Regions from separate parts of the Mus musculus genome. Here regions 2 and 3 are each linked to region 1. The links are chromatin loops, found by intact Hi-C in ENCODE. Cell type or tissue: left cerebral cortex. All regions are shown on one strand. Each heading gives the region's core, and the rest is flanking DNA. Links, peaks and the distances in the headings are about the cores only. Region 1 holds the start of Gm26055 (a small nuclear RNA gene). Region 2 has its middle 73 kb from the start of Gm40551. Region 3 has its middle 63 kb from the start of Gm26055.

Region 1 (11,137 bases), core at 3,236-8,235:
AGTATGGTTTTATGTCATGGTTCATCAAAGCAACTTGTATATCTCATGATTGAAATAAAAATTATCAATGCTCTCTTGCTAAATATTTTTTAAAAGTCTATCATATATATCGGTAAATGATACATAATGTGAAATAGGAGAGAAGTCTACAAGCATTCATAGTTGGTTATACTTTTAATCCTTAAATTCATGTATTTATTGCATGCAAAGTAATTCCTGTGAAAATATTACTGCACCAAACAGTATTTGGAAAGCATTCTGTTGCATTTTGTCAACATACATTTTCTATGTGAAGAACCTGACAGAATCATGTCTAAGCTTAATTTCAGCAAGTCTTTTAATTTATGTTAAATTTCAAGGAAATACATTTAGAAGACCTTATATCAGAATATCTGTTGTAGTCATCGTCCTCTTCCCCTTCCTCTCTTTTCTCCACTTTCTTCTTTTTTATATTTATTTTTGGTTGCACTTAAAAGTCTTTCTCCACAACCACTATAATAATTTTGTTTCTTTTTAACCTTCCCATTCAGGATGCAAGCAGAAGGTAATATTAACCTTAGCTGTCTCTCTACTCATTCAAAAAAAAAAATCACCGAGGATATGTCATTGAAGAGTTTTATTCTTTGGGGAACCTTATTTCCAGAATCAAAACCATAAGCAGAACTCATGTACTAGTTTGAATAAGAATGGCCCCACAGGTTCACGTGTCTGAACCCATAGGGAGTGGCACACTGTTTAAAAGGACTAAGAGATATGGCCTTATTGGAATACATTGTAAGTTTTTGGGTGTAAGTTTGCTCACTGAGAGTGGGTTTTTAGTTTCAAGGTCTAAGTCAGGCCCAGTGACTCTCTTTCTGCTTACTTTCTCATTTGGATATAGAACTCTTGGCTCCTTCTCAAGCCTCCTGTCTGCCTGTTTGCTGCATTTGTTTTTGTTTGTGTTTTTGTTATTGTTTTTGTTTTGTTTGTTTGTTTGTTTTCCATGCTGACAATGGACATAATCTCTGAAACTGTAAGCAACCCCCAATTAAATGCTTTCCTTTTCAACAGTTGCCATGGTCACAGTGTCTTTTCACAGCCTCAGAACGTTGATTAAAACAATCCCCAAACAAATAAAAACAAACAGTAACATCCAACAAAAGTTCAATTCGCTTTGTGTAAAAATGATGCATCATAGTAAATGTCTAGGTTGTATTTCTCTCTTGGCATTTCAGAATTAACTGTATATTATATACAGAGAGCATCTTTGATACACACTTGCAATTACATTAATATTCTTACCCATGGTCACTCAGTTATTGTCACAAGAACTGAGGAAAGTATTTCTTCCTATAGTCCATGCCTGATTGGCAAATTTAATACATCCTCTATTACCTTCTATACTCTTTCCTATTAACCACAATTTGCAAATGCCAGTTTGTAATAAGAATTCAGACCCTATAGGGTATATTAATCTAAGTCTTTATCCACTGCTATCAAGGTATGCACTGCTGGATCTAGGCGATGTGTTCAGAGCAGAGTACAAATTGGCAAGAGCCACTATCTAATATTCAATGAAGTTAGAGAAGACTGAATGATTTTTAAAAATGTATCATTATTCATATCCAAGGCTTCCTCTGCACTTCTGTGCACCATCTGGTCCTGATGGTCGAAGTGCCAAAATACCATAAGGAAAGTTGTTTTTGTGGTATTTCCAGTCCAACCAGAATCAGAAAGTACCAGAAATCTCTTGAGAAAAGCTGTTGTCATAGGACACAGAACCTAGTTTGTCAGATCAAGAAGTTTAAGAAAAGTAGCTAAAATCACACTATGTTCCAAATTTAAATCCTCAACAAAGAGAGGATATTCTGGATTTAAGGTTTACCAGATGTCACACACAGAGAACCCATCCCACTACTCCTTCGTACACATATTCTTTGATCAGCTGCATTTCTTTGTAGTCATTGACTTGTTTATTCCTATTGCATTTGTGCATTTTTAAGAACGTGTTTATAGATACATAAAATAACAACAATTCCAATGAGAAATGAGTGGCAAAATGAAGCATCTATCAAATGGCTTAAACAAAATGTACACATTTTTTGTAGATTGCATATAAAATGTACAAAAATACTTTGTATATGTCAGGTTTCTGATAGTTACAGAAATCTTCTACGTGTCTTTATCCTTCTTTGCAAGGTAATCACAGCTTGTTACTGGAATCTTCAATCTCCATAGACTCAATCAATGCGTTGTAAACATAGTGCCCAAAAGATTTACAGTGGGTTGTTCAATTTGGCAGAATTTTCTTTTTCATTCAGTCTGAAAACCATCCTTGATTTATTGAACACTGACTTCAATTCAGGGCAATTGAGCTCAATTAAACAAAAAATTACCTCAGCACAGGTATAGAGGTTAAATTATGTATAATGGTATGGCAATTATTAAATTAGGCAAAGAAATGTACTATGCATGTACTATCCTAGAGCAAATGTCTGACAGTGCAAACTCGAAGCTTTTGTGTCTGACTGATTGAAATCTTGGTTCTACACCTGCCATTTGAGTAACCTACGGCTATTTACTTGCTTCTCTGATCTTCACATTTTTTTTTTCATCTAAAAATGTAAAACCAATTATTTTGCTGGGATGAAAGGATCAATGAACTATACAACAATAAAGTCTGGGAGGATAGCAGGTGCTCTGTCACCTCACTGATGCTAGTTTTATCTGAGGATTATGAAATAATAAACAGCTGCAGGGCAGATGCTTAAAGGATTGGTTATTACAAGAGTTCCTTGAAACTTGTGGTTAAGTTCTGTCTTATCCTTTGAAGAAAGAAGGTGTCACTATGGGCCTGTGGCTCACAGAAGCTATAGAGGAAATAATGCTATACTTCACTATGAATACAACCCATTCAGTTCCTATGGGCAATGTTTTAAAATGGTTCAATGCAGGAAAATGTAATGGCCTTAGAGGGGTATGGTCTGAGCTGAGATGTTTCTGAATTAATGTAAAATACACCTTTCATTCAATCATTGCTGGATAACATGCTATGCATGCCCTTGGGCCAGCCCCAATGAGAGACTTCTTCCAAATATAACTGAAATAATTCAAGTCTTTATATTCAGTGTCTGCCGTGTGCCGTGTGTGTGTGTGTGTGTGTGTGTGTGTGCGCGCGTGTGCTTGTAGGTTTGGAGGCTAGATGTTGATGTCAAGTGTCTTCCTCAATAGTTCACCAACTTAAGGCTGAGACAAGATCTCTCAATGAACGTGAAGCTCAAGTATCTAAACTCAGGTTTGTATCCTTTTATGGTAATTGAACCATTTCTCAGACCCCTAAAAGCCATATGTTTTAACTAAAAATAAAATTCTTGCCTTTGAATTTTCAGATAGTACTGACTCTTCTATATGTATGATAGTATAGTTTTCCTGAAAAGCAAATCTGTTCCTTAGACAACTGGTCCACCTCATTTATGTCCTGCGGAACATTTATTTTCTTTTTCAAGTTAAAGCCTGACAGGAGCCTCATAAAACCACACGGTGTATAGTTTTTCAGAGAAGTTTAGCCCTGATATACCAGGGTCTGGTCATTAAATGCAAATTCTTGGATCCCACAGTCCCAGAGTTGAACCCAGTTGTCATTCTGTTGGATTCCTTTAGTGTACAGTTTTACTATTCTGCTTTGGAACTCACTCAAAACACTGAATGAACTGACTCACTGTAATCCTCTTTACTCTCAGAAACCATCTTCTCTTTCTGAAATTTCCACAGAACCCATGTAATAAGGCAATTAAGATGTCACTTTTATGAAGCACCAAAGGAGTTCAACAACCCACCTTTGGGAGAACGCTGAATGAACCCTTCTCCTTGAACCTTGAGCAGACTGAGTGGGAAGCGAAGCTGCCTGCAGTTGCTTTCTTAACTCCTGTCACCCAGCAGTGGGGTTCATTGCCCAAGCAAAGCTAACATAAGCATTTTTTTTTCTTTGAATGATAAAACATATACAATTCTGTTTGAGCTTTGAGACATTGTCTTATTAGGAATGCAATCTGTCAAGGAAAGCAAAGAATGTCAGAAAAGAACTCCATTGTCTCCGTGTTATGTTACAATACTTTTATTAGAAGGTGGCATTCCCGAGGCTGCACCTGCCACTTGGCTTTGGGAACTGGCCAGCAATGAAAGAAAACTCAATGTGCAGTTAAAAATCTGAATGGCTCGACTGTGCATGGCTGTAACAAATACCAGGACTTAAACAGTTGCCTGCAAGGAATCTCAACTCTCTCTGTGTGTCTCTCTGTCTCTCTGTCTTTCTCTGTCTCTGTCTCTCTCTGTCTCTGTCTCTCTGTCTTTCTCTGTCTCTCTCTGTCTCTCTGTCTCTCTGTCTCTCTGTCTCTCTCTGTCTCTGTCTCTCTGTCTCTGTCTCTGTGTGTGTGTGTGTGTCCCTGTCCATGTCTGAATTACTTGACAGAGTGGTTTATTTGCTTTCCTTCATTATGTTCGCCTTAGAGAAATTTGTGGGAGCCTTAACAGCTTGTGCTTTAAAGTATTAAAAGTATTAACCTTAATTAATAAAAGTAGGAAATTTTAGCAATAAATATCAATATTAATGAAACAAAAACTTGAAAAAAATCCGTTGGAGGAGGAACACAATATGTGTAAGTGCATGTCTATATAGATATTCACATCTATAAATATAGCTCTTATGAATGTGCTAGATAAATTTTTTGCTCTAAAGAGATATGCTTTCTTCAATGTTCTCTCTTGAATTTCTGGTTCTAAATTATATAGAATATGTAGAAGCAATACTTGTTGACATTAGAGCTATTTTTTTAGATAGTCAGGTGGCAAAATTCAGTAAGTTTTGCTCATCCTTTCTTTTAGTTCTTGGTAGCTGCAGGCTAGGGGCACAGAGAAGGAGCAGAGCTAGAAAACTAAGCTGGACTGAAGGTAGTGGGAAAAACACGTTATTGCTAGCTATTTCTGGATACTTGATCAAACCACAGAAACAGTACCTGCTTAAGGAAATCCATAGCATCTCTTAAAAAACAAACTATAAATCAAAGTAGGCAGAGTTCCTTTTCATTAATTAAAGTGGGTTTTAATTCCTGGGAACTTTATTTGAGAAATGAGACAGTAAGCCAAATTGTCTTTCTAACCAAATAAATGGTTAGCTGCCACTGACTTCCAGGTTGAAGACTTCAGTAAAGCTGCTTCTTGGCCTTTGCTCCATATATCTGAAGACCTTGGAAAGTGATGACTTTATAGCATGTGACCACGTGGCTCTCTCTACTGTGAGGTAAGTGCAGAGCTCCAGCCTTCTCAGTGGGGGAGCAGAAAGAGTGATTAACTGAGTCCCTTTGAACACAATGCCAAAACATTCCTCTTCAGACTCAAATGAAACTTCAGCTTGGTTTATGCAAGTTATTGAATATGTTCTAGCACACGCATGAGGGTTTGTGTGTGTGTGTGTGTGTGTGTGTGTGTGTGTGTGTGTGTGTGTGTGTGTGTGAAGATTTATGGAGGAATGGTGACTGGGTGTAAATCAAACATGTGAAAGGCATTACATTCCGTTTTGTATACCTTACTTATCTCCATAGGTCAGGATCCAGGTTAAAGAAAGGTGAAATGTCAGGTCATTTTTAGCATGGTATGTTTTGCCTTTTTGTTTCTTCTGGGAATTTTTGTCTAACTGGTGTGTTTGCTTACAGTGATAAATCAGACTTAAAAGCCAATAAGCTTTTCTGAAATGTGACATTCTTCTGAACTTTAAATCAATTGCATTGATTCAATTGTAGAATATAAGTGAAGACTAATGCTTTTCATGTTTATTAGCTTCTAATTTACATAAAATTGAAGATGTTAATATAGTCCTGAGTTTTTGTGGAAAATTATTTTAGATGATTAAAAGAAAATAGGACCTCTGTTTTCATTTGTAGTGAAACATTAAAACATGCATCCAACTTAATTCCCACAACTTTCCCTCTTTTCTTATGAAAGAACACTTAGGAACATTGAGTCAGGGCAGCCTTTGTCAACCACACCATTGCTGTTAAAAGCAACATTGGTTTTCACGGCAGTTTTACCAGAAGTAAAAAAAAATAACATGTCATCTCTTTGGAAATTTTTAAAGTATAGAAATATTCACCAGTCAATATAGAACTTGCAGACTTTGAAACGCTTCCCATTAACATGGCACCTAAATTACTTCCCCTGAATATTTTATGAACTCCCATGCCTTGTGAAATGATTTCTTTTATTTCTGACTCTTAATCCTTTGTAGATTACATTGCAGATGTTAAGGTAATATAGTATTATTACAAAGTGATTGGGAAAGTGCATATGCCATGTTGTTTGATCAAAGGGAATAAATATCCTTTGCTTAAGGAGGACTTAACAGCCGTCATTGGCACGGTTTCTTGCTAATTTAGATTTAAAGTAAAACTCTCTTACTGAAGTGCTGAATCTTTCCTCTTTGCACTTTCTGAGACTCAATTTCCATGCCGACAAAAAAGGGTACAAGATTTCTGCCTCCTTTTTCAGAAGAATTACACTAGCCTTTATTCAACTACCTCTGTGACTTACGTTAGAAAGGGCTCAATAATGAGACTTCATCAGTTATTTTTCTTGTGTCTACCTTTTCCTGGCATTTATTCATCCCTGGCATGTTTACTCACATGGAAGACAAGCAGGTCTTCCCTTGTCATTGTTTAGAATTTGATTTGGCTGTAGAAATAAATCTATGTACTGAGGAAGAAAGTAGTTCACTTTGGTTGTAGAAATACATGACGTGAAGGTCAAATTAGGAAGATACACATGAACCGATAAACTATAAACTGCTATAGAGTGGTTATTGAGGTCACAGTAGGCATTCATATACTTTCTTGTTTTGAAACATTTATTTTGCTCTTCCTTCTCAATTCTTGCACAGCTTTTTTTTTTAAATAGACTATGAACAGACTATGTAAAAGTTTTCAAGGCTGTTATAAACATCAGAACATCAGACTCTTTTATTTTTTTTTAGTATAGAATAGAGTTTGTTTATTCAGGGCATGGGGAGGGGAGTTAAGAGTTAAGAGGGTAGTAGGGGCAGAGATAAAGGCAGAGAGAGGGAGAGAGTAGAGAAGTAGAGATCTGCCATGACCACATGGAAAGAGGGGGGAAGGGAATGGGAAGAGAGGGGGAACATGAGGGCAAGAGGTGAGAGAGAGGGAGAGAGAGAGAGAGAGAGAGAGAGAGAGAGAGAGAGAGAGAGAGAGAGAGAGAGAGAAGAGAACCAGACTTTTCTCTGAGGGAATAAAGCGTGATCTAATGGGGCCTGCACCCCTGTGAGTGGTGAAAAATACTCTGAACTCTGAATTCCTTGGGGTTTTGCAAGAATGGAAAAAGAAAAGGGGATAAAGGAAATCTCTCTCTCTCTCTCTCTCTCTCTCTCTCTCACACACACACACATACACATAATCACAGAGTAGATAAAGCATGATACATACACATGAATACACATGCATACACATACATACATACATACATAATACATAAACTTTGAGTGGATAAAGCAAAGCTCTGACCAACTTTACACATATACATATTTATATATACACAGTTGGTGTATGAAGCAAACTCCAACAAGCAGATTCCAACAACTTTATTTTTTCTCCCATAGCTTATATATCCTAGCAAAATCTTTTAAGGTATACAGAAATCACAATGTGGTTACATTCTATTTTTCGTTAAACGATGTATCACAATAAGAATGTGTAGAAAACCATGTTCCGGAATACCCTCATGTGAAGAAACATGTAGTACAAGTGAAGAAAATAAAAGCAGCAATAACAAAATATTCCCAAGAACCCAAATACATTCATAATTTGTCATTCATTAACAAAATGTAAACATTTTCTTGGCCTGTTTTTCCTTAATGGCAGTCCTCAGTTTGTGGTTACAGAGAAAGAATCAATTATTTTAGTATTTATCTTGAAAAGTAATCTTATAAAAATGTTAAAAGGAATCAGAAATCTAAATCTTTATATAAAGGCCAATAAGAGTCATTTCTACTTTAAATCCTCAGAATGCAGACTGCTCATCAGTAATTTTTATTAAGTCACAGCAGGAAGCTGAAGGAAAAATGGGTACAAGAACTTAACTGTCACCTTGATCACCAGTCCTGCTTCAACAAGGAGTTACTTTAGTCACTGCCATTAGGTTGTCATTGTTCCTTGTTCCCTGACCTTTAAAAACAATTCCTAGTTTAAAAATTAAGAGTGCGTTGTTCTGAACTTCAAATTGTTCTCTAAGATTTTTTTACAATAGAGCCACTAACAAGACTATCTTAACCTCACTAGCAGTCTGCTTCTCCAAATTCTTTCTAAGGGTGTTGGTCATTACAAATAATCTGCATTTCTAAATTCTTTCTAAGGGTGGTGATTGAATCATTAATCTGTTCCAGGAGCAACGCCTGTAAATGATCAAGCACTATTATTGTGAGTGCCAGAGATGCTGCCCAGTTAGGGACTGGAAATCCCCTTTAGAGTTTTTCATACAATTCTTAGATGAAGACAGCTGTGAACGCAACAAGCAGAGCAAAACTCCCTATAGCATGAAGTCCCCAGGACATGTAGTCCTGGGCTTCTGTTTCTCCTAGGTACAGCCTTCTTGGCTGTGCTAACCGGAGGGCCACATTTTGTATGTTCTGAAGCTGTTTTGCTATTCCTCTTGCACTGCGCTCAACAATGATGTTGCTGCCCTTGCTTCAATTATCCACAAACTAGGTACTTCACCTTCTCTGTTTTCAAAACTGCACTACATTTGAGACACTGATAAGCTATTTACATGCATCTTACCATATTCAAATATCTGCGTAGAAATTTGGAATAGATATTGGCATCACAGTTTGACTGATTTGGATAAAGCATATTTTGAGAAGTCCAGTGATTTTTTTCAAGATAAGAAAATGAAATGATTATTCAAAATTATATTTCTTTGATTTCAGGAACTGATACTTATAAAGGGATGAATATTAGAAAAATTAAGAATTTAGGTGAGAGTTCAATTTGACATTGCAGTAACCCAATATCATAGTAATCATAAAAAAAGGAAATAATTCTCTTATAAAGGAGAAAGGTCTTGAGAAATGGATGAGCTGTGATGATTGGACCTCATTTTTAGCAGTTTTGTCTTCAAAACTGTCTCATTACCAATGTTGAATAAAACAAGAAAAATGGCTATGCAATAAAAATTAAATTGTTTAAGAAAGAAATAAGGCAAAAAACAAACATGACTTGTACATTCCTGAAGGAAAAAGCACATGTATGTATGTATGTATGTATGTATGCATGTATGTAGTATGTATGTGTATGTGTATGTGTATGTATATATTTTTATTATCCTTTAATCCTTTTTTTAAACAGTCCAGTGTTATCCCCCTCCTGGTCTTTCTTCCAACCACCCCCTATTCTACTCACTCTCTCCCATCTCCAAGAGGAAGTCCCCAATTCCCTACCTACCCAGCCAGGTCTTCCTATTGCCTGAGGCCCCAAGTCTCTCTAGAGGGAGGGTTAGGTGCATCTTCTCTCACTGATGCCAAATCAGGCCTCAGAAACTCCCCCCTGAGCTGGATCCTGGTAGGATTGGCTGAAGGAGGGAGAGGCCGGAGTTTGAGGCCAGTCCGGGATACACATTTATTTATATGTTATGTCAGAGCAAATGCTAGTGACCGATTTTGTCTAACAATGTGATATTGAGGTTTTGATTTATAAGTAGAAATAGTTTTTAAGTAATAGAAAAATTATGAAGAAATGGTAGGATAATGACAAAATGGGCTTTATTTTCAGAATGATGGAAGAAAATACTAGATGAAACAACTGTTGGAGCTATGGCGGGGATTTGGGAAGAACTGTGCTTGAGTCTTTCCAATAAACTTCTTCTGCTTTAAGTGCAGAATTAGTGCTCTCTCCTTCCTTCTTCTCTCTCCTTCCTTTCCCTTTGCTCCTTCATTTCCTTCTCACACATTTTTTGCTTGTTTGCTTGCTTGCTTGTGATAGTATCCTACTGTACAGACAAGAATAGCTTTTACTTCACAGTGCTCAACATCTGTAAGCCCCCTGTGCCCCAGGATTGCAAACATAATCCATCATTCCTGGATCCAAGAACAATTTTGTACCCCTATATTTCTGTGGCTGAAACACTATATACAGATGTTTCTATATAACTCTACAAACAATTGTTTCATTTAGGAAGTATAAATGAATAAAGTAAAAAAAAATTATACCATTGAAGTTGTCAGATACTATAAATCAGTTTGACTTGTGTTTATATTGATTATGTAGGTTAAAGGAAGTACTCAAGAAAATTAAAATATAACAGCTTTAAAGTTTAAAATGATTATTAGCTGATATTAACCAATATTGATGCCATATATTCTAATATATGTCTTTTATAGAACTTACAATGAGTTATTATAGATGTATTTATGTGTTTAGTATGAGGTATCCATCTTATGTATTAGGAACATTTCCAGCAAATACAGCCATGAATATATACTTCTATCTTTCTCTAACAACCACGTGTCAGGACATGCTCAGCATCCTTAACCCTGACTCGGAATGACCACCCTTTAGCTTCTTGGGCTGGTTGGCTCCTCTTGTTATCAAATAGTTTTCATTGTCTTTGTTTCCAAAAGTACTGTATGAACTCGTCTGGTATCTGTCACACACCAAAATGTCCCACGCCCTATAATTCCTTTGAGGTTGAAACATGTTACTCTTGTTTGTCTCCAGGACACAACAAATGATTGGCATATAGGAGGTACTTGGCAGTACATGTGGAATGAATAAATGAGCCACATACAATCACCTCATAGAGAAAAAATGCCTATATATAAATAGAGTGGTTATAATTATTTGCAACTAAAAGTACAAATACTTTGGTTAATATTGCCACTAGGTGAAAAAAGAACTCAGAAATTGCATATTACTACTTACTTCTTGGGTCAGTGTGAGTGATTATTTTATTGCAAAAATACCCTAAATTTAGCATTACTATTTCCTCACTTATTTTGCTAGTTACAATATAATGGCTTTGGACACAATGTAGTTTTAAACTTTAAAGCTGTTATATCGTGCTCGCTTCGGTAGCATATATACTAAAATTGGAATGATACAGA
Region 2 (11,137 bases), core at 2,866-7,865, 100 kb before region 1:
TAAAACAAAATGTAATTCTGAATTAGTTTGCACTCTTAGTTAGCATGAATTGTTAACTTGAAAAAGTATACAGAGCTATAATAGAGGCACTACCTCAGTTAGATTGGCTTATCTGCCTATCTGTGGGAAAATGATTTGATTATTAATTGATGTAGGAGGGTCTAGCCTATTTGAGCAGTACCACCCGTAGACAGATAGCCCTGGGTTGAAAATAAACCTATTTAAACATAAGCCTCTGAACGAGCCAGGAAGTGGCACTCCTCCATGTTTTGTGCTCTAAGGTTCCTGCCCTGACTTAACCTCAGAGATGGCTTGTGACCTGGAAATGTATGCCAAATATATCTTTTGCCTCTCACATTGGTTTCAATCAGAGTATCTTATGACAGAATCAGAATGAGACAGGAAGATGCATGTTGTGTCTTCTTAGTAGCTCTAGGAGAGAAAGGACTTGACTTCTCAAGAACTCTTTATAGACTGTGATAAGTGATATGTCCTACAGTACTTCGACATTCCACCAGAGTTAATTCGCCCTTCAGTGTTTCATGCCTCCTAGAATCATTTTCTTTTGGCATGATCGCCATCGAAAATAGAGACAATATCCCATTCTAGCTCATAACCTAGAGGCTGTTACTGAAAGGTAAGAGGCAGACAAAGCAGGGGTAACGTGATAAAGCAGTGACTGGAGACCTAAACAGCACAGGGCAAGGCAGTGTCAAATGCCATCATGCTACTCAAAAGCCAGAGTTCAGAGGTGGCATTGATTCAGACAATTTATACTTACTATTTGATGTAACCCAGTTGACTGAAACCACATATGTGAATCCACAGATAAGGGGGCACTACTATGTGACAAACAAAAGCAATAAATTAAGAATATAATTAAGTAAATACAGATGGACTCCTAGTGCTTAATTACTCCAAATCTCTACACAGCAGCATGATTCCTAGAATATATACCACCCACCATATCTACAGACTCTTAGAGTCCACGCCCTTTACAGATTTCATGCTGAAAGCATTCTCTTCCCTCTGACAGTAATAATACACAGAAATACCAAAGAAGGATTTTACACATGACAGGTACATATCTTTTAATTCTTAATTCTTAATCATCTTTTCACCAGTCAAAGTATAATATGCCCATACTAATAAAATATAAGTTAATATATGTCATGAATATCATTTTGAATCTATCTTTTAATAACATTTATTCTTAACCTAAATAGACAGGTACATTTAGGAGAATTATAAGAGCACATGGCTCAACTGTCTTTTAATAGTCCTTAATTAGAGTAACAATTTAAACAGAGGTCTCTACAAAAGCAATGATTAACTTCATTTCAAGATGACTGCCATATGGAATACCCTTTTCCAATTTATATAATTGCTGTGGATTGAATGTGAAATGGGTCAGGTATTTAAACATCAGTTCCCTAGCTGATAATGCTGTTTGGGAAGATTATGCAACCTTTAGAAATGAAACCTTTTGAAGGAAGTACATCGATGGGACATCTTTGAATTTATGTAATCTGCTTCTAATGTTTTGTTCTTTCTCTGCCTCTTGAGTATGAATACATATGATCACACTAATTAGTGTTGGTGTTACCATGTTTTACTTGTCATGATGGGCTCAATACCTTTAGAACTGTCCTTGAGTTGTTTTTCCTCGGATATTTTTTCATAGTAACAAAAATAGACTAATTTAGTAACTATGCATACTTAGACTAATTTATTAATATTCTTAAAGGAGAAAGATTAAGCCAGACTGTAACTTTAGAATTTTTTAATAAATATGCTATCCCTCAGACACTTTACCTTACTTTATTTATTTATTTAATTTTTGGTGTTGTGATTTTCCACATACTTTATGGATGTTTATACATGTGGGCGATGACGACATGTAATTTATGAGGATGGCTTGTATTGTCCTGGCTGGTGAGTCACTTCTGAATACCACAGCAGTTCTGATAAATCAGTCTGCAGTTGCAGCACATTTCTTTCTTTGAAAAGGAAACAGAGCCCATTTGGCACATGGAAAAACCCTCCTTAAAACCTCCCTTTCCCAAGGTTTTGGGAACATTTCTAATTTGAGCTTCACTGGAGGACTTCAATCCCATTTACATGCACACAAAATAGATATTTTTATGTTGCATCTGAAAGAGAAATTGAGAAATCCAGGGTGGAGAACACAATGAGTTACTTGGCATAAAAATTAAACTGGACACCTATGTCCCTTAGCCACCATCTTTAGCTATTGAACATCTACCATGATACGGTTTCTACCTCATAAAATCATGGTTACTTTAATTTGTTAGGTCACATTAAACATCCATGTCAGATGAAATAGCAACAGATCATTGGATTAACATTTTACTTCAGTGTACTCAAATAATGTACGATTTATTTCAAGTTCAATATACTTAGGAAAACACACACAAAGGTCATGTTATCCATATACTTTATAGTCATCATTAAGTAAATGACTTTGGCAAATGTCTATCTTTATAGAAACATCAATACTGTGGGTTTGGAAGTCATGGAGGTGACAAAGCAGTGACCAAATCTTTCTTACTCCTACTGACATGGGTCCAAAACAGAAAAGAAAACATAGTGAAATTTTTGCACCAGTGCACAAGGCAGAATTTTCCAAAGTGATAAAAATCTAGTACTGAAAGCAACATCCCCCACACAGTTACTTTTACAGCAAGTAACGGGACATTTTAAGAAATCAACCACATAAACACTAGGAGAGCTGGGAAGTTTGTTTTCAGGAAGCCACAAAGCTCAGGACCTGTGCAAAGACAGAGCACAGTGTGCTGCTATTCTGGTGACTCCACTGTTTGTCTGTCCCTCGAGTTGGTTTCCAGCTTGTCAAATTCAGTTGGCTTTTCTACTTTGTTCTCCCTACAGAGGAAATCCGATGAACTCAGCTCATATTTTCCTAGCCTGCTGGTGAGCAATGACTGCTCTCTGAGCCATGAAGCAAATGGAATCACACAAAGCCAAGAATGTTAGAGAGGAGACAAATATGGAGCCTGGTGTAGAAGAGTCCCATTTCTCCTCACTTCCTCCTAACTTCCAGAATAAAATACCCCATTGATTCCCACCACGAATTCTGTTCCATGGTACTCAAAGAACTTCAGTTCTAAGTTCACTGGGGAGAACATACAAGTATGGTCATCTGTAACTGTGCTGAGTTCAATTTTTTTCATTTCAGTCCTAGACTGTGTCTAGCAATTTACACTTACTGTTGTCATTCTCTAGGTATCTTAAATGCACAGTTTATGGCACTCACTGTCATTGCTAGATTCTCTGCTGAATTCCCTTCCAAAGCAACTTCGTTTGGCTTGGTAATTTTCACAAGGTGTGTTGCTAAGGTATGTGTGAGACACTTTAGCCTAGATAAGTGCTTCCTAGAAGGGGACAGAGAGCAATATTAAGTCATAGGAGACTTTTGACAGACTGTTTTGGAAGTTTGGGCTGTTGTTAAAAGTGAGTGCTTTTGAGTGTAGTTAGTAGAGACACAGACCAGGGATGTTGCATGGCATCCTGAAGTGCATAGAACAACTATTAAAAAGAACAAATTTATGAAATTCCTAGGCAAATAGATGGACCTGGAGGGCATCATCCTGAGTGAGGTAACACAATCACAAAAGAACTCAAATGATATGTACTCACTGATAAGTGGATATTAGCCCAGAAACTTAGTATACCTGAGATATAAGATACAATTTGCAAAACACATGAAACTGAAGAAGAACGAAGACCAAAGTGCGGACACTTTGCCCCTTCTTAGAATTGGAAACAATCACCCATGGAAGGAGTTACAGAGACAAAGTTTGGAGCTGAGACAAAAGGATGGAGCATCTAGAGACTACCATATCCAGAGATCCATCCCATAATTAGCCTCCAAACGATGACACCATTGCATACACTAGCAAGATTTTGCTGAAAGGACCGTGATATAGCTGTCTCTTGTGAGACTAGGCCGGAGCCTAGCAAACACATAAGTAGATGCTCACAGTCAGCTATTGGATGGAGCACAGGGCCTCCAATGGAGGAGCTAGAGAAAGTATCCAAGGAGCTAAAGAGATCTGCAACCCTGTAGGTGCAACAACATTATGAACTAACCAGTACCCCGGAGCTCTTGACTCTAGCTGCATATGTATCAAAAGATGGCCTAGTCGGCCATCACTGGAAAGAGAGGCCCATTGGACACGCAAACTTTATATGCCCCAGTACAGGGAAATTCTAGGGCCAAAAAAAAAAAAAATGGGAATGGGTGGGTAGGGAAGTGGTGGGGGACGGTATGGGGGACTTTTGCGATAGCATTCTAAATGTAATTGAGGAAAATACGTAATAATAAAAAATATTAAAAAAAAAAGAACAACTCCCCCAAAACAGCATCTACCTAAAGTTTCCAGTAGTGTCCAAATTGCAAAGTCATGTTATAGAGGCAGTTGTCACAACAATCCCAGAAGGAAAAAAATATGCTGGCTAATGATGTATTGATTAGTATTCAAGTCAGATGAAATTCTTAGAAACTACAGACACACCAACTCTATTCAGGCTCATTAGATGGACTGTTCAAGCAACAACACATGTCATCCCACGTTACATTCTTTGCTAGTGTATACAGATTCTGTCACACAAACCTTTAGAGAATCTAGTAGACCTGGAAATTTCCTTGTATATCTTGCAATACTCAGTATAACAAGAACCATGAAAAATTTCCCAAAATATCCTTCCCAGTATGCTTGGAGAAGCATCTCAGAAGGTTGAGCTAAATAAAAATTCTCATGCTCACTTAGACACTTGGTCATCAGGCCTGATATAACCAAAAACTACTTCAACAAAATTAGAACTGCCTACTCTACTTGCTTTTTGTAAGTGCATGGAATTCAAATAGAGGGAATGATGCATCCAGGGAAGGAGCTAACATTATCTCTTGTGTGGTGTGTGTTGGGGGGGATTATTTTCTTTATAACAGTCTATGTGCTGGCTTGGGATAAATTATAAAACTGAAACATATTCTTTCACTGATTAGATAATTGCAACTCTCAAATGAAATTTGTGTCTCCCTGTGAGTGTAATTTTCCTTTATGCCAATGACAGCATACAATGCCAGGACCACCCTCTGTGCTTACTAACTATTTTCCCAATGTGTGAATTTTCTTAACTCTTTATTGTTATACAACACATATGGAGAATGCATTAACACTCCCACATTCCTATCAATAACAATAGGATGGATATTTTTAGGTAGCTATGTGCTAGACAAAAGTAGAATATGGATGTGAAAATCTAATTTTCCTAAGTCTGTCTGACTTTCCTTACCCAGGAGGAGGAAAAATGAGTGCTTTCTTACAAGCATTTCAATCCTATGGAGACCATTCTTCATTACCAAAATTATCTTTAACTTCATTGGTATCTAAAAGCCTGGTAAATCCTTACTTTAGAATTTTCTTAAAGTTACAACAGCAAAATTATGTTCAGCACTTTTCACTATTAACTATTGAAAACAACTTAAATATCTATACATATATTTAAATTATATGATGTGGTCACTGTAATATTCTTCTATGGACAAAAAATGTACAACTGAGTCATAGAAATCCTTCCTGCTTAGATCCTGGCCAACTCTTTCCAGAGAAAGGTGCTTTCACAATTCAATTCTGATACTTCAAAGATCCCCCCTCCCCACCCCCACCCCTGCCACCTTCCTATAAGAAACTCATCAGACTCAACCTCAAGGATCAGCTCTTCAGTTCACAAAATGATTCCTGCTACTTTGCAAATTCTATAAGGTCTCTTCCTGATTTATCTGATGTTTCATTGCCTGTTTGAATGCACACTTAGCTATGAGATTCTGTAATCTCTGGGTGTAGACATTTATATATAGGGTAACTACATCTCATGCCATCTTTATTTTTCCCCATTAATAAATTAATTAATTTACTTTACATTCCTTATTTCTTTTTTTTCCTTTTTTTATTAGATATTTTCTTCATTTATATTTCAAATGCTATCCTGAAAGTCTCCTACACCCTCTCCCTCACCACCCTGATCCCAAACCCACCCATTCCTACTTCCTGGCTCTGCCATTCCCCTGTACTGGGGCATATGATCATGACAAGACCAAGGGCTTCTCCTCCTATTGATGGCTGACTGGGTCATCCTCTGCTACATATGCACCTAGAGACACAGTTCTCAAAGGTACTGGTTAGTTCATATTGTTGTTCCTCCTATATGGCTGCAAACCCTTTAGCTTCTTGGGTACTTTCTCCAGCTCCTTCATTAGGGGCCCTGTGTTCCATCCCATTGATGACTGTGAGCATCCACTTTTGTATTTTCCAGGCACTGGCATAGCCTCACAAGAGAGAGCTATATCAGGGTCCTGTCAGCAAACATCCATCCTATATACAACCACCAAACCCAGACACTATTGCATATTCTTTACATTCCTATATCTGCTTTCCCCCTCTCCTCCAGTCCCACTCTATCACCTCTGCTACCCCTACCCTTTTTCTTCAGAGATGGGGAGACCTCAACCCATTAGATCCTTCCCATGTAGGCTTCTGTTCTCTAGTTGATGGTTCAGTTTCTGGGAAAAAAAATATGGGCCCAGATTAGTTGATTTTGTAAGTTTTGTTGTGGTCTCTTTGATGTCTCTGGCTCCTTGAATCCGTTTTCACCCTCTTCCACAAGAGTCCCTGAGCTCCACTTAATGTTTGCCTGTGGGTCTCTTTGTCTGTTTCCATCAGCTGCTGGGTGAGGCCTTAAGATTATCGTTATACTTGGCTCCTGTCTACAAGTATAGCAGAATATCATGAATAGCATCCATTGTGGGCTTTCTCTGAAGACATTGTTTTTAAGTTGGGCCAGCCATTTGTTGGCCATTCCTATCATTTCTGCTCATTCTTTATCCCTTCATATCTTGTAGACAGGGAAATTTTTCAGTGGAAGATTACTATGACTGGGTTGGTATTTCCATCCCTCCATTGGAAGTCATGCCTGATTATGGGTGGCGGCTGTTTCAGATTTCATATCCCCTGTGGCTAGTAGTCAGAGCTAGGGTCACTTTCATAGATTCCTGGGAGTTTCCATGTCCTCAGTTTCTGGCTTGTCCCAGAGATCCCTGCCCCTGACCAAGTCTAGATCCCTCTCCTATTTGTCTCTCCCTCAAGTCCTCCCCAGACCTACAAACCTAAGATATCTTTTATACATCTTAACAGAATGAACCTGGAAAATATGAGGTTTTGATGTAATTTATAAGAGACAAAGTCAGTAATCGATACTGATGATGACCTAACTAATATGAAACTTGGTAACAGAAACCCCCAGAGGGGTCAGTCAAATAACTTGGACTTTTGGAGTCTCACAGAGACTGGACCTAGGGGCTGTATCTGGGCTCCTTACAAATTTGTAGCACACTTTCATCTTGCTCTTCCTGTGGGTTCCTCAACGATTGGAGCAGTGGCTGTCTCTGACTCTGCTGTCTGCCACTGGATCCCCTTTCCCTGGCTGGACTATTTGGTTGTGCTTCACTGGGAGAAGATGCAATTAGTCCTGATGGGACTTGATGTCTCAGTGCCAGGGCAGAGTGATATTCAAGGGAGAAGGGGAGATGGTAATTTGGGGAAGGATTTGTAAGAGCACGACTGGGAGGAAAAGATGCTGGACGGCTATGATCATGACGTAAGGTGAGTGTATTAATAAAAAAGAAAAAAAAAAAGGAAGAGAACATTGCCACTGTAGTTGAAGGGCTAGAAAATGAATCAAGTATGAATCAAGGAATTGTATAACCAATATTTTAGAAGACCTAATATAGGTCTCCTCCTAAATCAGGTTCCATTGCTGGAAACCATATGCAAATTTTATAGTTCACTCTTTCAGAATAAGAAAAGCTGTGTATGATTCAAGTGTCACAAATACTTTACATGTTTTTCTAAGCAGCAGGTTTCCTGTGCTGGGAGTTAAAGGGCAAGTGTAAACTAGAGAACACAGTCTACATCTGCCTGACAGATATAAAAACACTCCAAACAACCTCTATAAACAGTCAGGCTGGCCACTTTTATTCTGGAGACAAGAGACAAGACTGAATCAACATTGTGATCAAGTTGCTGCTATTACAACCGGAGGCTCTGCCCTTACTGTGCTCTCCTGTGTAGTAACACTGACAAGCCCTTCATGTCCGTTGTATGGCATCAAATGGCAACAGTCGCCATTTCTGTCTTAACACTGAAGTGCATTCTGGAAGGCAGCTTGTCCAGATAGGACAGATTGCTGGATTGTAATGGATTATAACCCTGTGGTTATTTTTTTTTATATGTTTAAGATGCTCCTCAAATCATAATTGCCAAAGCACACAATAAGTTCAGCATCTCTTGACCAAGTCTTGTCAGTCCACTATAATTTTTAAAATGAGGGAAGAAATAATGTGAGAAGAGATATTAGATATTAGGAGGTTGTGTCTGAAGTAAGAAATGGTGCTTTCTCCTTAGAATTGCCTAGGGCAAGAGTAATGGATAAACATTCCTTAAACACATTCCCATTTTCTTCTTCCCTTCTGTGTGCTACCCTAAAGAAACTCCTTACATGTTTTATTTACCCACAATGTAGAAGACTGACTTTATAAGCCATAAAAAAAGACATGAAAGTTTAAACCTCAGAAAGAGATCTCAGTTTTAAAACTCAGATTGCAGTCGCAATGAGTTTAGTAGCACCATTTGCTTTAATCACTCAAAAAAATTAATGTTTATGGTGAATGAACTTTGATAAGCTGTCATGGCATTTTTGATGGGCTTCTGTGATTTTTTTTCTGGTTGAAATACTGCTCTCAAATTGGACTCAGTATACAATGAAAACATACATAGCATAAAAGTATAAATGGTGGACGTACATAGGGGCCATTTGAATTCTGGGGAAATCATATTTAACTTGAATAGGTAATATTTCTAGTGATCTTGCTGCTTTACACTGGTTCCAAAGGGCTTCAACAGAATGCTAACAAAAGCGTTCAAGCCCAGCTTACTGCTCATGCGTTCAGAAAACTACCATACAAGAATGTTTTCTTCTCTGCCTCAGACTAAAAGCCTAAAGAATGTGAGTCTTAAGCACACCGGATCTTGAGAATTAAGTTGTTACATATCTGGATACTCAAGCTATTTATTTTTGTAAGAAACACTTTACAAGGTTCCTTTTTAATGTGAGCCAATAGTGCAGCCTTATGTACACTGAGAAGACATGAGCTTAAGAATCGCTCCAGCACACTAAATGAATTAAGATCTTCAGACATGCCTTTGAGACCAGTGGGGAATCTAATACATAATGTTGGGAGAGTTTATTTTTCCATGTATCTTCCAATTCCCGCCCAAGCTAGCCCTGCCACTTCATGTAACATGTTGTAAAGAATTCCTTGCTGCAGTTATACCAGTAAACTCAAGTGCTTCTGGTCCACTTTGCATGAGATAAACATGCACATGTGGTATTCATTTCAAGTACATTTCATCTGGGGCTGCTGTCATTCCGTCCAGATAACTGACAGACACACATAGACACTAATGTGGTGCAGAAAATAGTATTAGTATTATTACTTTATCTGGGTGTTTAATCCAGCCTGCAAGATTGTTTTTCATGTCTGGATAAAAGGGTGGACGGGGCTGTAATCCTACCGCTGGGCAATCTGTCAATCATAAACATCAAGGAAATGAAATTCATCTGCTTTGATAAGTTTGCTAAAGGAGTTTTGGAGTCAACTCTGAAATTTAACTGTAACCCATTTGGAGGGAAAATGTGATTTTATGAAACAAAGGGATTTTTTTCTTTTTTCTTTTCTTTTCTTTCTTTCTTTTTTTTTTTTTTTTTTTTTGCATTGGATGTGGCTACATTTTTGAGATTATTTACATAAGTTTTGAAATTATAGTCCTCTAAATATTTAGATCAAATATTAAGTTTATGGGTTTTTTTTTTAATCCTGATGTTTAGTTTTTCCACTTGGAGCCAATTATTTATTCTGTATTTTTATTTTTTCATCTAACCATAAATTTTCTCATTGTTATTATTGTGACATTCATTTGTATTTACTGGCTTTAAATGCTGTCTAATTCTAAGTATTTTAATGTTGATTTATTTATTATATGTTGGGGGTGGGCAGGTGTGTGTCATGGTACACACATCAAGATCAGAAGACATTCTAAGCAAGTTCCTTCTGTCTTTACACCAGGAATGTCCCAGGGATCAAACAGTTTGTCTAGTTTGACAACAATCATACTTACAATCTCTTTGGCTGAGACCCATGTTTTTTTAACACTAGTCTTTGTTACCTTGACTGGCCTAGAACACTGAGACAGACTTAATGGCTTAGTATATTTCTTAGTATAAAAGTTGAGATCATGGCTAGAGAGAATGACTAAGACTTCATATGTAACCTCCTGCATTGTGACACACATCTCTCTTTTCTTTTTGATTGTCAACACTGATTGATCTGTCAGTGTCTTCTCCCCTTAGTACATAGAAATCAGTCAGTAAATGTTTACTGAATTGAATTATTGCTCAGTTTGTCCTTAATGGATAATATACCCAGTAGTGTAAGAAGATGAGAAGCGAGAAACCCACTTTTTACCTAAGGGATAAAGTACGTAATTTGCCATCCCTGTTCAACAGTATTCATTTCTCCATGTATTTTGTAATGCACTATTCTCAGTGGCAATCTTTACTTATGTTATTTATTTGAACAGAAAGTTCCAATGTCAAATTATAGAGATCTAATTTTTGGATAGTGTCACTTTAAATCTCACTTACATTTCTTTAAAACTATAGTTCTTTAAAAATAAGCATGTTAATAGGAATTAAATGGCCATAAAAATTGTGGAGACAATTGTTGTACATCAGAAGGACTATTGATCACTTTGGCACTGTTACTTTCTCACTTCCTTCTTAAGTTTCTAGAAATGGCATGCTGATATTAAGCAAACAACAAAACAAGAAAATCGAAGCCATTTGTCCTGTATGTTCACATTTATAAAATATAAACATATATCTTATAGTCAACTGATATCAACTAGATATTTAAGACGTTATTTGATGAGGTTTCAGGTTTCTTCATAATAAAGAAGAGAAAGCCTCTGGAGAAACG
Region 3 (11,137 bases), core at 3,262-8,261, 69 kb after region 1:
TCTATCTATCTATCTATCTATCTATCTATCTATCTATCTATCTACCTACTTACCTATTTATGTCTTTAAGGAAGTCTAAAATGGGTGAGAATAATTTTGTCACCCAACAATCTGACTTTGTCTCTTTTGGCTGATACTAGGCTTTTTGGAGGGCCATTCATTTTAGCATTTAGGCAGTAACTGATGGAAATCAATTACTGCCTTCCAAGGAGACAATATCTCAGCATCCTGTTTGTATAACAAACAAGCAAAATAAATAAATCAATACACATATACAAAGCTGTTATTACAAACTCAAGAGGTGATTGGTAATTGGGTTTTATTCCTCAGCTAAGAAGTCTAAGGTGAACATTTTCAAGCAGTTTGTTTATTAAAATCTCCTGTGGAGTCCAATGTTTGTGGATGATGAAGAAAGGAGGAGAAGCAAGAGTAGTGTGGGTTGGAAAGCAGAACACATGCAACCAAAGCTCAAGCTAATCCCACAATAACCTCAGACTGGATCAGCCCTAAGGGTGGTCCCAAGTTAATAATGAGCTACTGGCTTTTAGCACGCACACCAAGGCATTATCAACATATAGAAAGAGAATGTTTATCCTTTGTGTATGACTCTGTGTGTGTGTGTGTGTGTGTGTGTGTGTGTGACAGAGAGATTAAAAACAACTAAATAAGCATTTTTGTTTTTTCAAATAAAAAGCCATACTATATGATTTGTCTAATAGAGTGGTTATCAAAATACAAAACAAAAAGTGAACTAACAAAAACAAGACAAATAAACAGGAGCCTTTCCTCAAGTAGCACAAATAGTGAACACTTTCGAAAGTGCTGTTGCTACAGTTACTGCAGCCCAGGCCAGGATGACGGAATCAAAAGTTCTGATTTATGCCCCAGCAATTTGCTTGAAGAAACCCTCCACATGGTTCTGAGCCACTCCAAAGTTTTAGAACCACAGACTTAGTACAAAACCTTTAAAACAAAATTGAGCATATGACAAATGAAAAGTCACAAAGCTGATAATCTTGCTTCACAACTCAGTGACAAGGCTAGGACTAAGACCAGGTCACATGCATGGTTAGATTGTTTAGATTTGGGTTTCTGTGAATGTTTTTCAGTTCTTCCTTAACAGCTTGATCTATTTCAATGACCTAGGCAGGTGATGTCTGGCAGCATTACACCCGCAACAAGTACTGTGATGGAGGTTCATGCATGTGTGCCTCAACAAAGGGCTTAACAGGAAGAAGTTGTTATCTTACAAGAGTTGATAGTAAGAAGTAAGGCAGCCTTAAGATTGACAATGTTTTATACTTCTGAAAGTCTCATCAAGGCTAGGAAGCGGTTTGTCTGAAATTAACAATGACAGTGCAGAGAAGATGCTATTGAAACTAAAGTTTGTGTGAGAAACTATTTTTACAACAATAATTTGACCTATAAGATTGTATCTAACCCGTACTTTGTGGAACTTTAGATGACTACAATTGAGTAAAGTTTCTTGCAGCTTTAAATGCCTAAAGAAAAGTTTTCTGAATTTAGCAACAATAAAGTCTGGCCAGAAAGAAAGGAGTCATTTTACAATGGGAGCATCAGGCAGATATTTTTTAAACAATGTATTAAAGATTAATATTACCTATAAATTGTATATATGTGAGACTTTATTTCATTTCATATTTATTCTGGCATTCATAGTTTCTTCCCCAACTTACCATATACACAAGAATTATACACTCTGGGATCATTTCTATAGTTTATTTCATGAATGATATTATTGTCTCAATAAACGGTAAATAGTACTACAGCAATATACATATATGTAAATGCCACCTATTTAGTTAAAATTGAAGTATTGCTAGCCCTATTGTTGTTTTGTTTCTGTGTGTATTTGTGAGTGTGTGTGTGTGTGTGTGTGTGTGTGTGTGTGTGTGTGTGTGTATGCATGCATATGCATCTATTTGCAGATACAGATTTACAAGTGTACAAACCAGTGGTGGATGCCAGGTGTCTTCTTCTCTTGGTTCTCACCTTATTCTTTCGAGACAGGGTCTCTCAAGTGTGTCCATAAACCTGAAGCTTGCCCATTAGACTACACTATCTAGTCATGCAGTCCTATGAATCCTTCCTTCTCCATGTCTCTAGATTTAGGGTTATAGCTCTAAAACAAAACATGTGGCTCCTTCTCTATTAATTCCTGAGAGTTTCACTTACATCTTCATAGTTCCTAGATATCTACTTTATCAACTGAGTCATTTCCGTAGCACATATTTCTGCGACTTTATTCATAAGGACTAAAGCTATCAATACAGCCAATTAATCCAAATTTATATGAAACATCAGGCTGTATAATTGGTATTGGACATCCAAATTCTTAAACAGTTCTCAACAGGAGTTAGAAATCATTTCAGGATTACATGGCATATACTCAATTTCTCTGTGCTCTGGTTCATCTTCAGAGACTATACCTGTGTGTAATACACTCTATCTGAGCAGAGAGTGAAGCTCTATTACCAGATCAATCCATTTCCTATTCTTATAGCTGGTGGTGCAAACACTTCATTTCTCTACAGATTTAGAAATGCATAATACACTAATACCATAGAATGATGGTAAAAGACAGAGCATTCTGCAAAAATCGTGCTGAAGTTCTGATTACATGAAAAGGCGTGCTCAACTCAGATAATGAGTCATAGGCAGCAATAGAGGGTTCACATAGCTCTTCAGTGAAAAAATCACTTCAAGCCTAGGTCTGATTAACCTCTGGGGACAGATGAGATCAGAAGCCCAGTGTATCTGGCTTAAGGGTATCTCTGTCCCTCTATGATATAATGAATGTCTCTGCATTCAGGAAGGTGGTAAGGAAGCAGGTTTTCTGATAGGTGACTTGGAGATATAGGAATAGGGGCCAACTTTCAATCTTTGTAGAGGGAGACTTGCCATTGAAATGCCTAAGTTTTGACAGGAATACTGCAGCTGCTTGCACTCACGCCTTAAATTGGAGTGAGGAAAAGTCAGGGTCTGTCATTGGCTGATGATGGATTTTCATCTGCTCATAACAAACCCGAGTAGCTCCGACAGCCTGTTGAAATAAATTTAATGTTATTTTGGAAAAAGAGAAAGAAAGCAATAGTGGATTCTTTTTTTTTTTCAGCTAAATTCAATCCTGTGTGGGAGTAAGGCTAACATAATTTGAAGTGTCACAGGAACCTTTAATCTCCCACGGGACTTTTTAACTTGTCCTTTCCTTCTTCTGCCTCCCAGGCTTCCCTTTTCCCTTCATGGAGACAGGTTTGCTATACCTTGTGTTTGAGTGTCTTTTGCCTGGACATTAAGGGAGTTTCTCCATGGTTATATAACACAAGCATGTACTTAGTATGAGTATCTTTCATAATCCCCAGGGTATCTTTATCTTGCTGCATAGGTGAAAGGTCACCCAATGGAGAAGCTAGAGAAAGCACCCAAGGAGCTGAAGGGGTCTGCAACCCTATAGGTGGAACAAAATTATGAACTAACCATTACCCCCAGAGCTCTTATCTTTAGCTGCATATATAGCAGAAGATGGCCTAGTTAGCCATCACTGGGAAAAGAGGCCCCTTGGTCTTGAAAACTTTATATGCTCCAGTACAGGGGAATGCCATGGCCAAGAAGTGGGAGTGGGTGGGTAGCTAAGCAGGGCAGAGGGAGGGTATAGGGAACTTTCAGGATGGCATTTGAAATGTATATAAAGAAAATATCTAATAAAAAATTTAAAAAAATTAAAAAGTAAGCTCAAATAATCCCCAAAGGAGTTACTGGTTGGCTCTGAACTTTCTGTGTCCCTAAAGTAGTAGATAATAAGGATAGATTTGCAATCTCTCCTTTGGGGCAATATTTTATCAATAAACATGGCCTTTCTGTTTCCTGACAAGCTAATGATGATGATGACAGATGTTTGTCTTTCTTTCTTTCCCAGACAAAATATACCATCAGTTCTAGAGTTTATCCTGAATCAACTGTAGAAATAACTATTTTAGACCCCATTGAGTTATATTTATTGAGATACTAGAAATGAATATATTATGTATAAAGAAAATGATAAATACGTCATAAAATTATTATAGGAGTAATATCTCCTCCTCACAATTGTGTTACAGTTATACATTTATACATTTTAATCTTTTATGCTCTCTCCCTCCTTCTCTCTCTCTCTCTCAAACACACACACACATGTACACACACACGCACACACAAGCAAACACAAAACCACACATTAATTAATAAAATTTTGGGAAAAAACACTCTTTTATTAGATCTCCATATTCTCCACATTTTCACTGATAGTGATGATTTTCTTCCATTTTGTTTAATATATAGTTCCTTATACTGTGACTCCTATTCTAGCAGCATCTTTACTATCTGGATTAATGAGAAAGATTGTCTGGCCAATACCTCAGATTTACCCATCCAGAAATTCTTGAGTCAAGGCCAGCAAACTGTCACAATATCTCCTCAGTAATTCTGATACATGCTAGTAAGTGGGAACAGCTGGTAAGCAGTGTTTGGTAGTAGGAGAGAATTCCAAGTTTACAACATAAAACCATTGGGGGCTTTTGTAAATTTTGTAGCAATGCTGGTATGTTGCTATGGGAACAGACAATATGTACAGAATCCAGTTATTTGCCCCGTGTTTCTATTTTTTTTTTTAACTAACCCTGAAACTAATGGTTCTTCTATCTGATTTTATTTAAGGTCCTTATCATTCTTACATTTAGAATTTACCTTTATAGTCTCTCATTTGAGAGACCATTCTAATCTCTTGATATTTTCCCTTGCAAGCCTTTCTTCTTTGGTAAGTCTATGGTTTGGATATAAAATGTTCTTCCCAAGATTGATGCGGTGAAATACTTGATTCCTCCTGATGGCTATTTTTAACAAGATGGTGGAACATTTAGAAGGTGGATTTTTCACTTGAGGAAGTGGAACACTGATGATAAGCTTTCAGAAGTTATGGCTTGATTCCATTTCCTATTCTTTAATTTTCTCAACTATGTATATAACAAGTCCAGAGGCATCTCTATTCTGTTCTCCTGCTTCCTCCACCATGTTGAGTTCTATCATTTTGAACCATAAGCCAAATTACACCAACATTTGGTTCCTCAGATTGCGTATTCTTTTGTTCTTTGACTCTTGTGGCTAGGTGCTGCCAATGATAGAACAAGAAAATAATTTTACCTCTATAATCTTTTTAATTCTTCACTGAGATGGATTAGTCAGGGTGATTTAATTTTGTGCAGAACATTGGAATAACAAGGGAAAACCACGCATATGTATGAAGTTTTGGTACTTCATGTGTATTCTGTAGATACTTAGATGAGTAAAGTTATGGAAGGTTAAGTGGTTAATGTTGAAAGTCAATTTACCAGGGTCTATAAACATCTAGAAGACAAGCTTCTGGGACTCTCTGTATGTTTCTGAGTTAAGTTAACTGAGATGGGAAGATATACTCTTAAAATGGGTGTCTTGATTCCATGGACTGTGACCCTGAACTGAATTAAAGCAGAACACAAATAAACAAACAAAAAACAAAAAACAAATAAAAAGACAGACCAGGAAACAAACAACAACAACAAGATCCATTTCTTTATGCTTACTATGAATGCAATGTTACTAGCTGCCTCAAGCTCCTGCAAGCCATCTTCTCTTCTATCTTGGATGGTATCCCTACCAGTGCATGTAAACCAAAATAAGCCCTTCCTGTGTTGAGTTGCTACAGGAAGAAATGTAACTCTAGCATGAGTAACTAGTACAGGAGGTGATTTTTGGCTTCAATACAGATTTCTCCTGAAAGGAATAAGGGTGTTAGGAAGGCAATAGAGGGGAGCTGCCTAGAAAAGGCACAGAAAAGGGGGGGTGGTTAGTTTGGCTAACTTCTGTCTTTGGTGCTTCTGTCATTCTGCTTCCTCCAGTGATTTCTCAGCCTTGTTTCACAGTACAAGAAGAAAGATTTATAAAGAGAGCTCTCTTCTAAGATTGCCAAGTCCATTTAGAAAGGACAAGTTCTACTTAGATTCAGAACATTTCCTGTGTCTGTACTTTCTTAAAATAATGAGCTCAAAATAATCCTTATGGCACATAGGCATGGTCTGGGATAGTTTATTCTGGTTTCCCGCAGTCCCACTTTTTGACTGTCCTACTCTGATCTGCTACAGATCTCATCTGCTGCTACCTACTCTTCCAGACTTGGTTTTGGCCATTGATTTTCAGGAAATCATGCCTAAACATAATCATTCTGAAGTAGTCTTCTAAAACTTATAGCATACGGAGATTTCATTCTTCCTTGCAGCTTGACTTCATTGTTAAAGCAACTGGGCAGGCTTCTATGTTACTCTGAGCTTTGTGATTCCTCAGGTTATATTGATTAGAGCACAGTATGAAGTTCTGAGCAGTGTCTATTTAGTTTTATAAGGGTCTTTCTGCATAGCCCTGGCTGTCCTGTAGTGCATTAGACTGGCCTGATACTCCCAGACATCCACCCACCTATGCTTCTCAAGTGCTTAGATTAAAGGTGTGCAGAACTACACCTTGTTGTTCCGTGTCTTAAATGAGATTCTGAAGCCTTTTTCGAACAATTGATGGGAATGAAGGGAAAGATAATACTTTTGAAACTCTTAATACAGAACCAGGTAGCAAGTATTCTTTAAATGGTAAAGCTTTACAGGGAGCTGAGAGAGTTCTCTGAGTAGAGATATTTTTCTGTCAAACCCTGTGAACCTGGGTTTGATCCTCAGCACATATTCTTGTTGTCATTGATATTGTTTGTAATTGACAGCATGAGGGACAAAAGTCAATATGAACAGGAGTTTGCAGAAGTAGATTTCAGCTCTTTTGGGTAATCAATGGGAGTTCAAAACTTCACTAGAGAAAGATCAAGTAGATAGTGGGAGCAATAGAAGAACAAAAATTTACAGCTGAATTTGGAAAGGGGACTGAGCTTCTGCTGTGTGGAAAAAGGATTCCAGACTAGGAATCCATTCTGACAGAAGAGCAAAGAAAGTTACATTCAGATGGCAGGGGCTTCCGATGAAGGTGGTGTCAAAGTCTGTGGCATTATAGAAGCTCAGCTGACACAGCAGCAAGTGTTTAGAGAGGACTGATTTTACTCTCTGTGACTTCAATTTGTGCAAAATGCTAGCACAGAGTATGAAACCCTACAAAGTAAGAGTCCTGGTTATGATGGCTCCTGTATGTCACCCTAACATGGAAGGATTCAGTAGAGGATTACTATGAGTTTGGGGTCAGCACAGGTGACAGAGTGAGGGCCTGTCTCAAACAAACCAACAAGCAGTATTAACACCAACACAATCAGCACCACAACAAAACACTACGGAATCTTTCAAGAATGCTGTGACAAATTTCTTTGTTGCCAGATGGTGGGCGCTGTGTAAACAGTGTAGTGTAACCTTCTAGAATCTATGAGGGAGACTCTAGTGGGGGCTCCTAGTAATGGTGGCTGTGGAGATGGGAATTGCCAAATTTTTACCCAGGCAAGGTTTCCAGTGGTGGAACTGGTTGACATTCGATTGAGTTTTTGGTTGAGGAGGTGCCTTAAAGATCTCTAAACAACCCAGGCAGATGCTAGAACAGAAATTTGCTTTCTGAAAATTGGCAGTGGGGCCCACTTGCTAAGGTCAATATCCTTACCGCTTATTGAGTGTAAAGGGCTCTAGATGATGCCTACATGGAGCCTTCAACCCTATGTTCTAGTATTTTTGGTCTGAAAAGTATTTTTGGTTCATCAGTGTATAAAGAGAGCAATCCAGGCACCAATACAACCACAAAGCTTTGAGAGGGAGCCTATGGTTTATATTGCTTAGATATGCTGGAATCTGAGGGAGACTGGATGCCTCAGAGATCTGCGGAAAATCCAAATGCAACTGGGAAAAAATAATCAAGGAAATGTTTCCAAATGGTAGTCTTCTATACTCATAAAAAGGTACCTCCCTCCAGTAGAAGATGGAAGTGCGTGCAGCAACCCACAGACAGATGTTATGAAGAGAGAGTCTGAATCTGAGGTCTCTATCTGGTCCTTCCCCTTGTCTCCCCCTGGAGCTCCAGGAGCCCAGCAGAAGAATGTGAGAAAAACACTGTGGGCATCAGAGAAGATAAAGGACACCAAGAGAACATGGTCCACTGAATAAACGAAGCAGGGCTCACCAAACCTGCAACCCATGCAGGATAGGCTTGATTCTGTGCTAGGTCCTCGGTTATATGTTCAGTATATTACTTCTCATTTGTGGGACTCCTAACAGTGGGGGCAGGTGTGTCTCTGACTCTGTGGCCTGCTCTTGTTTCTCCTTTCCTTCTATTGAATTACCTTTTCAAGACCCATATAAGGGCTTTCATTTCGTCCTGTTTTATCTTGTTTTGTACTGTTCAGTTGTTATTTCTTGGAAGGTCTCTCTGAAGAAAAACAAAGGGGAAGTGGCTCTCAGGGAGAGTAAGTTGACAGGAAGCTTGAAGGAGTGGAGGCTGGGGAAATTGTGGCCAGGGTTTATTGTATGAAAGAAGAATTTATTTTCAAATAAACAGAGAACATATCATAAGACCCACCTTACTTAAAGGATACCAACACTGATCAAGACCCTGACCACCACAATGTAACTCACAAAAAAGTTCAAACTCTTATTACTAGTTTTTAACAATAAAGTACTTGAATGATGGCATGTACTTTACTGTTTTAGACCTGATGTTACTGCACAGTTTTAGACTACACTGGAATATAAGCATAACTTTTATATACACTGAAGAACTAAAAAATTCATGTGGGCTTACTTTATTGCAATGCCTTCTTTATTGCTGATATGAAACCAAACCTACAACATCTATAATGTGTGCTGTATTGAAAATCTGGAAGAGAGTAGGTTATTCATCCAATAGACAATAAAATAGATGTTAAACACTTTACATATCAAGACAACGTGCTTAAAATATTTTTATTAAAATTTCTCTTAAAAACACTCATAGAAAATTAGACAATTCAATATAAATTTGAGAATTGCTTTCATCTTGTCTTACTGTTCTCATTTCATCAGTAAAAATAATGTTCAAAATTATGTCGACCTTGGTTTTATTTGGCTAGGAAACAAAGTTGGACTAAAAAATCTTGTTAGAAAATATAGTTGATTATAATAGAATAATACTGTATTGTTGGAAATAGCACTTGAAATAACACTTAAAAAAACAAAAAGTGTTTTAAAAATAGCTTTTCTCTTGTATAAAGATGATAGTTCCATCATTTGTTAACTAATGTAATGATTTCAATATTCCACCTAAACTAAAAACCCACTATTTTGCTTTGTTGCTTCTTATCTCGATATTCATTATATTAAACAAATTTGAAGCATTTAATTACACCTTGTCATTAGGAGATTTCTACTCATTGCTTGAATCAAGGCATGGTTGGTAGGACTAGTTTTCAGGCAGCATTAAATCACTGTCACTCATTGGAGGGAGCAAGTTCTGCCTCCTACATTATTAAGTGATCAGAAGCAACTGATGGCCATGAAGTAGTGTAATGCTGTAGTATGGAATAGCTGTCATATAAGACAAAACCCTGCCTATGTACGTAGATATACTTTTCATATGCAACAATTGCACCCAGCTTAAAACAAAAGCTCATAATTTTTGAAACACACTTCAGATTCCACAATGTGCCTGCTCCCATGAGGCTACACTGTATCTTACCCATATTTATGTATTCAATTGTGAAGGGAGTCAAGTACATGCCACCTCAAAACTGACACACTTCTATGTTGAATAAGATGCTCAAAGAAACTTGTATCAGAACTTCAACTTTTATACCCCAAGAAATAATCTCCTAACATGGACCATATTTGTCTTCTCCTTGTTTGATATTTGATAAACCAAAGGAATTAAACTGATGTCACAGAAATAAAAATTAAGAGTTACCTATACCCAGGGACCTGCTATATACTGTATTGTTTGTTGTCATGCTTCAAGCAAACTCATTTTCCTTAAATATTGATAGTTTACCTAAAGGGCCCATTTCTCTCTCTTCCATGATTCACTAGACTTAAACATTTTTTTCTTGTTATCTTGCTTGACACTTAGCTTCTCACAATTCAAGTAATGGTTAATGCTCTCAACTTGATAGGATATAGATGACTGAAGGGACAAGCTTCTGGATATGTCTGTGAGAAGTTACCTGTGAGGAATTATCTACACTAGGTTAATGGAAGTAGAAACAACCACCGTGAGTTTAGGCAGTGTCATTTCATGGTTAGCGGTACTGAACTGAACTAAAAAGTGAGTGTAGACTGAGTATAACACGGATGAGTATTATCTACTTCATCAGTGTTGATGCTATGTGGATAGTCATGCTTCCACTCCTGCCCCATTCATTCTCTTTAGGGTTCTATTCCTTTGTCTCCAGAAAGGATTACTTTCTAAATCTAAGCAAAAATCAAGCCTTGCACACATTGGTGTGCCTTTCAATGAGAAATACACAGAGATATCATTATGGTGTAGACATATATATGAGAAATTAATCACATCACCACACAAATTAGAATCTGTATATTGGGTCACCTAATCTTTTCTCTGATCTGGACTCAAAGAGCACTACTAATGTACCCGACTGAAGTCTCATTCATCTCTTATATCACCCAACTAGGGACCAATCCTCCAACATGGGAACCTTTCAGGAGATAGGTCACAACTAAACCAGTAATCAGCAAAGAAAACGAGCCTTAAGTCAGTAGTATTCTTGCATAAATACACACGTACACTGCCTAGTAGCTTCCAAATGAGTATGTTAGTCCATTGTTCTCAGAATCTTATGACTGTAGGAAGAAGTAGCTAGTCCAGAGAGATGAACACTTTGGTTATATACCCCTTGAGATTATGCATATGTACATATTTTCTTTGATAAAATGCTGGGAAGCATAAAACATTAGACTCTCTGAAAGTTCCATTCATCTTTCAATATGGAAATATCTATGACCTTCTGTACACAGAAGAGATGTCAGTGCTGACCTGTAGTTCATCCTACAACCCAGCAATACTTTGTATACTTTTGTATGAATGTATACTTTACATTCCTAAGTATATGCCTAGTAGACATCTATAGGATGCTAAAAGAAACGTGGTAGCC

What was found. Peaks named below come from ENCODE experiments on the same cell type or tissue, not always from the same donor. Only the 100,000 strongest peaks of a DNase experiment are listed, where the experiment ranks them.
Region 2: a loop joins it to region 1, with 2.7 times the contacts of the local background. A loop is called at or near these places in 2 of 42 quality-filtered maps.
Region 3: a loop joins it to region 1, with 2.8 times the contacts of the local background. A loop is called at or near these places in 2 of 42 quality-filtered maps.

The regions. Positions count from the first base shown.
Region 1 is chr12:95,378,907-95,390,043 of GRCm38, reverse strand. Gm26055 (a small nuclear RNA gene) reads left to right here and starts at 11,093; the gene lies at 11,093-11,137. In left cerebral cortex, for the core only: no CTCF peak of the experiment used is centred there; DNase peaks (open chromatin) are centred at 3,813 and 5,300.
Region 2 is chr12:95,480,382-95,491,518 of GRCm38, reverse strand. No RefSeq gene overlaps it. Among named protein-coding and RNA genes, the nearest start is that of Gm40551, 73 kb to the left of the region's middle. In left cerebral cortex, for the core only: no CTCF peak of the experiment used is centred there; DNase peaks (open chromatin) are centred at 2,909 and 4,826.
Region 3 is chr12:95,310,368-95,321,504 of GRCm38, reverse strand. No RefSeq gene overlaps it. Among named protein-coding and RNA genes, the nearest start is that of Gm26055, 63 kb to the left of the region's middle. In left cerebral cortex, for the core only: no CTCF peak of the experiment used is centred there; DNase peaks (open chromatin) are centred at 5,917 and 6,094; H3K27ac peaks cover 1,820 bases.